2 separate regions of the Homo sapiens genome follow, and region 1 is linked to region 2. The links are chromatin contacts, found by Hi-C in ENCODE. All regions are on one chromosome and are shown on one strand. Each heading gives the region's core, a stretch centred on a gene start or an enhancer-like site at or near the end of the contact. The rest is flanking DNA. Distances are from core to core; before and after follow the strand shown. Region 1 overlaps LOC105373024 (a long non-coding RNA gene). Region 2 holds the start of C1QTNF6 (C1q and TNF related 6).

The links. A loop is a pair of places that touch in the nucleus more often than their neighbours do. Pooled maps may share reads with other maps.
Region 1: a map of Caki2 shows a loop between it and region 2 (5-fold over the local background). The contact joins the enhancer-like site here to the promoter of C1QTNF6 in region 2. A Hi-C loop is called at or near these places in 2 of 168 maps with a recorded cell type or tissue (Caki2 and endothelial cell of hepatic sinusoid) and 5 of 50 pooled maps.

Annotation. Positions count from the first base shown.
Region 1 is chr22:37,325,508-37,328,207 of GRCh38, reverse strand. All of the region lies in intron 1 of LOC105373024 (a long non-coding RNA gene), which reads left to right. Among named protein-coding and RNA genes, the nearest start is that of CYTH4, 44 kb to the right of the region's middle. RefSeq lists an enhancer at 1-891. Within about 2 kb of position 1,272, at least 4 of the 41 ENCODE cell types and tissues checked have a DNase peak (open chromatin) inside an H3K27ac peak, as active enhancers do.
Region 2 is chr22:37,186,831-37,189,530 of GRCh38, reverse strand. C1QTNF6 (C1q and TNF related 6) reads left to right here and starts at 1,284. Exons shown (of 3, transcript NM_031910.4): 1 at 1,284-1,368. The coding sequence starts at 1,318. RefSeq lists enhancers at 1-274, 275-910, 911-1,544, 1,545-2,180.

The DNA of each region.
Region 1 (2,700 bases), core at 23-2,522, 140 kb before region 2:
TTAAAAATTTATTGTCTTCTCCGCGGCATGCCTTTGCTGGGACTGGTGATTCAGAAATACTAGTCATAGGCCGGATGCGGTGGCTCACACCTGTAATCCTAGAACTTTGGGAGGCCGAGGTGGGTGGATCACTTGAGGTCAGGAATTCAAGACCAGCCTGGCCAGTATGGTGAAACCCCATCTCTACTAAAAATACAAAAATTGGCCGCGTGTGGTGGTGGGCGCCTGTAATCCTAGCTACTTGGGAGGCTGAGGCAGAAAAATCGCTTGAGGTGGAGGTTGCAGTGAGCCATGATTGTGCCACTGCACTCCAGCATGGGCAACAGAGAGAGACTCTGTCTTAAAAAAAAAAAAAAAGAAAGAAAAAAGAAAAGAAATACTAGTCACAGTTCTGGCCCTCAAGAGGCTCACAGGCTCACCAGGAGAAACTCATGCATATTCATAAAGGTACCAAAGTCCCACTGGTACCGAGATAGGTTTGTATACTGGGGCAGTGGGAGAAGGGGGAGAGACCTGGAATGGCTTCAAAGGCTTTGGTCCTGAACTAAGTCTTGGGGGTCAAGTAGAGGATGCAAAGCCCATTGGACTGGGAATAAAGAAGGTTCCAGGCAGAGAAAACTGAATGGGCAAACATCTGGAGGCTTGATACAACCTGCTGGGCTCAGGGAAGTGCTAGCAGTTTGGGTGTTTGGTGGAGGGGGGTGGCTCAGCACCTGTGCTGCACTGGGGATCCAGGGAGGAGGCAGGTGACCCTGGCTACAGAGTCGGGGATGAAATGAAGGGGGGAGCAGGGAGACCTGGAAGGAGATGATGGAGGCTAGAGTTGAAGGAATGGAGAAAGACTGCAAAATATCCACCCATCCATCCATCCATCTAGAAAATGTTTGCTGAGGCCGGGTGCGGTGGCTCATACCTGTAATCCCAGCACTTTGGGAGGCCGAGGTGGGCAGATCACCTGAGGTTAGGAGTTCGAGACCAGGCTGACCAACATGGTGAAACCCTATCTTTACTAAAAATACAAAATCAGCCGGGCATGGTGGCGCATGCCTGTAATCCCAGCTACTTGGGAGGCTGAGGTAGGAGAATTGCTTGAATCCAGGAGGCAGAGGTTGCAGTAAGCTGAGATTGCGCCATTGCACCCCAGCCTGGGCAACAAGAGTGAAACTCCGTCTCAAAAAAAGAGAAAGAAAATGTTTGCTAAGAACCAGTGTGGGGCAGGGATTGTGCTGGGTGCTGGAGGTGGAACCGGTCAGGCTGGGTCACTGACGGGAGAGGGTGGCTGGAGGCCAGGTTGATAAGCTTGGAGTGAGGACAAGCAGGATGAATGGGGGCAGGGGATGAATATCTTGAGTTCAAAGTGCATCCACCCAGGTAGCCGTGATTCGGGATGGGGAGGCAGCAAGCAGCAGGGGCTTGGCAAAAGTCAAAGGCATTTCTTTTTCTTTCTTTCTTTCTTTTTTTTTTTTTTTTAGACGGAGTCTCACTCTGTTACCCAGGCTGGAGTGCAGTGACACAATCTCAGCTCACTGCAACTTCTGCCTCCTGGGTTAAAGCGATTCTCCTGCCTCAGCCTCCCGAGTAGCTGGGATTACAGGCATGCGCCACCACTCCTGGCTAATTTTGTATTTTTAGTAGAGATGGGGTTTCTCCATGTTGCTCAGGCTGGTCTTGGATTCCTGATCTCAGGGGATCCGTCTGCCTCGGCCTCCCAGAGTGCTGGGATTACAGGCGTGAGCCACTGCACCGGGCCGGTCAAAGGCATTTCTAAGATGGGTGCTGCCAACTGTGCTCAGGGCTTTCCCAGCCTTCACTTCATCCTCACTTAATGGCATTCCCATCTGTCCAGGTGAGAAAACCGAGGCGTAGAGGCTTCATCGTTGCCCCATTATTGCAGGGATGGGCAAAGCTTTTCTGGAAAAGGCTACATAGTAAATATTTTTGACTTTACGAGCCATGCTTCTTGGTCAAAACTATTCAACGGTGCCACCGTAGAGGGAAAGCAGCCATAGACAGTACCAGAAATAAGTGGGTGTGGCTGTATTTTAATTAAAAAAGTGGATGAACATGGAAATTCAAATTTCATATAATTTTCACATGTCAGGAATTTTTTTTTTTATCTTCAGAAATAGAAAAAACCTAGCCGGGTGCAGTGGCTCATGTCTGTAATCCCAGCACTTTGGGAGGCCGAGGAGGGTGGATCACCTGAGGTCAGGAGGTTGAGACCAGCCTGGCCAATATGGTGAAACCCCATCTGTACTGAAAATACAAAAAAATTAGCCGGGTGTGGTGGCCCGTGCCTGTAGTCCCAGCTGCTTGGGAGGCTGAGGCAGGAAACTTGTTTGAACCCAGGAGGGAGGGGCTGCAGTGAGCCGAGATCGCACCACTGCACTCCAGCCTGGGCAACAAGAGCGAAAACTCCATCTAAAAAAAAAAAAAAAAAAAAAAAAAAAAAAAGAAAGAAAGAAAAAGAAAAAGAGAAAAAAAAGAAAAAAAAACATGCTTGGTTTCTGGTTGTACCATAACAGTTTGACAGGATTTGGCCTAGGGGCTGTAGTTTGCCCACCCCTTGGGGGATGGTTGGGAGGTGGCAGAGCTGGGGTTCAAACTAGGTTCTGCGAGCCCACGGGCTTCTGGACCAGATCAGCTCCAAGTGTGTGCCGGACCTCAGCCCCCTGGTCTTTCCCTTTCGGGTTGGTTCTC
Region 2 (2,700 bases), core at 35-2,534:
CTACAACCCTTAAGATTAAACGTTCCCTCGTAAAAGAGAGTAGGGAAATATGTCAGAGGTGTTCAAAATAGGGCAACTCCATCTTGAATAGGGGCTGGGTAAAATGAGGCTAAGACCTGCCAGGCTGCATTCCCAGGAGGTCAGGCATTTGTAGTCACAGGAAGGGATAGGAAGTTGGCAGGACTGGTATCACAAGATACAGGTCATCAAGACCCTGCTGAGAAACAGTATGCGGTAAACAAACCAGCCAAAACCTGCCAAATCTAAGATTGCAATGAAAGTGACATCTGGTCATCCTTATTGCTCATTGTATGTTAATTAAAATGTGTTAGCTTGCTAAAACACACTTCTACCAGCACCAAGACAGCCTACAAATACCATGGCAATGTCCGGAAATTACCCTATATTGTCTAAAAGGGGGAGGAAGCCTCAGTTTCAGGAAATTCCCACCCCTTTCCTGGAAAACTCATGAATAATCCACCCCTGTTTAGCATAGGATCAAGAAATAACTATAAAAATAGCCAACTAGCAGTGCTTGGGGGTGCTCTGCCTATGGAGTAGCCATTCTTTTGTTTCTTTGCTTCTCTAATAAACTTGCTTTCACTTTGCTCTGTGGACTTACCCCAAATTCTTTCTGGTGCAAGATCCAAGAATTCTCTCTTGGGGTCTGATCAGTACCCCTCTCTGGTAACACTTGCATGATACCTGAGGAGGTCAGCCTGGTCATTCACCCAACAAACATGGGTTAAGCCCTCCCATGTGCCTGGCACAAAGGGGGCTGAGGACTGCAGTTCTGGAACACCTAGGCTCTGAGAGGCGACGCGACTGTGGTAGCAGGGCCAGGATTCTAGCCTGTGCCTGGAGGGCCAACACCTGCACCTTCTCTGCTACCCACCCTGCCTCTGTGACTCAGAGCAGTTAAGCACTTTAGCTCAGGGTGGACTCAGGGCTGCCTCCCCCTTCCTGAGCAACCTAGGGGCTCCTGTGCCCCATGCCTGTGTCCATTTCCCAATCATCAGGGGGCCTCAGACTCCTGCCTGCTCTGACTTTCTAGGCCTTTGAATCAAGCAAGACCCCACTGGATCACCAAAGAGTTAAGCAAAGGAAATCCCTGCCTCCCTTTATCTCCGCAGAACCCAGAGGCTGAAAGGGAGGGAGCAGGGAGGAGGGGAAGTGGGAAGCGGCTCTGCCCTCTCCCTCCGCCCTCCCTCCGCCCTCTCTCCCTCCATCCCCTCCTCTCTCCCTCCTCTGCTGGGCCTGGGGGTCTGGGCCAGCAACAAGTTAGTATTGCAGACATGGGCCAAGGAGCCAGAGGCCATGCAGTGGCTCAGGGTCCGTGAGTCGCCTGGGGAGGCCACAGGACACAGGGTGAGTGACCAGAGGCTCCTCAAGCTTGGGGGCTGGGGTCAGAGCCTGGAATTCCTCTCCTCCCTCCTTGCTTCCTGGAAGCATCTCGGGCCCTGCTCTCTCCCTCTGACTGGGACAGCCTCTCCAGGCTCTCCCCTCCACATTTCCTCCTGCCTCTGGCTGAGGGCTGCGCTCCACTGCTCCCGGTTTGTGCCCGCCCCTACCCGGGCACACACAAACTCAGCTCTGCACGGCCTGCCTGGACCGAGAAAAGTTGCCCTGCCGCTCCCTCCCCAAAGAGGTCCCAGTGGAAGCAGCAAGGACCCCAAAAGTCCTCCCTATGACTTGGTTCCCACACTTGGTCCCTGCCTGGCACCCACCCCCAGAGCTAGTTCGTGATCCTGGCTGTGGTTATGATTCCTCGTTAACGGCTTCCTGATTCCTGCTCCCAGGCCACGGTTCTGTGTCTCACAGCCTTTGACTCCCATCCGCTGGGGCCAATAGGAAACAGAAATGCTCCCAAACCATGCCAGTCCTCTGGGAGAAGTTCTCCTTCCCATCCCATGCAGGCACAGGGAAGAAGTCAAAGCACACTTTTTTTTTTTTTTTTAAGTCTTTTATAAGGCAGGCACTTTTCCTGCATTGAAATCCTTCCAAATTACCTGGGAGGGAAAGGGTGGTGTCATTTCCTTGTAAGTATCAAGGAGCAGGAAGCCCAGAGAGGTTCAGCCACTAGCCCTAGGTCACACAGCTTGCAAACTATTCTGGGTCTCAGATTTGACTCTAAGACCTCAGCTTTTCTCATGAGGTCATATCTGTGGCTGGGAAAAAGAAGGGAATTTTGGGATTTCCAAAACCACTGGGATTTGTCATTTATAAGTAAAAGTTGAGGATGACAGTCTCAGACAGGGAGGATGTTGATCTCTGAGGATTTGACCTCCTTATTGAGCAGAACCAGGAACCCAACCAGGGTGGGCAGAGAGAAGCTTGGGAAGAGTCACCTCCAGGAAGAGGGAGGTGGCTCTGGAGACTTCCTGTCCAGCCCCCTTCTCCTGCTGCTACCATCCAGCTCTGGGGGTGGGGGGCAGGGCTCCTGCCGCTTTATTTATTTTTAGTTTTAATTTTTGAAAAATAGAGACAGGGTCTCACTATGTTGCCCAGACTGGTCTCGAACTCCGGGACTCGAGTGATCCTCTCTCCGTGGCCTCCCAAAGTGCTGGGATTGCAGGAGTAAGTCACTGCACCTGGCCATCCTGCCCCTTTAAAACTCTGCCCTCACCTCAGTGCTCAGCTGAGACAGGGTGGCATTTTAAAAAGTAATAATTGTACCTTGTCTACATGTATTAACCACAA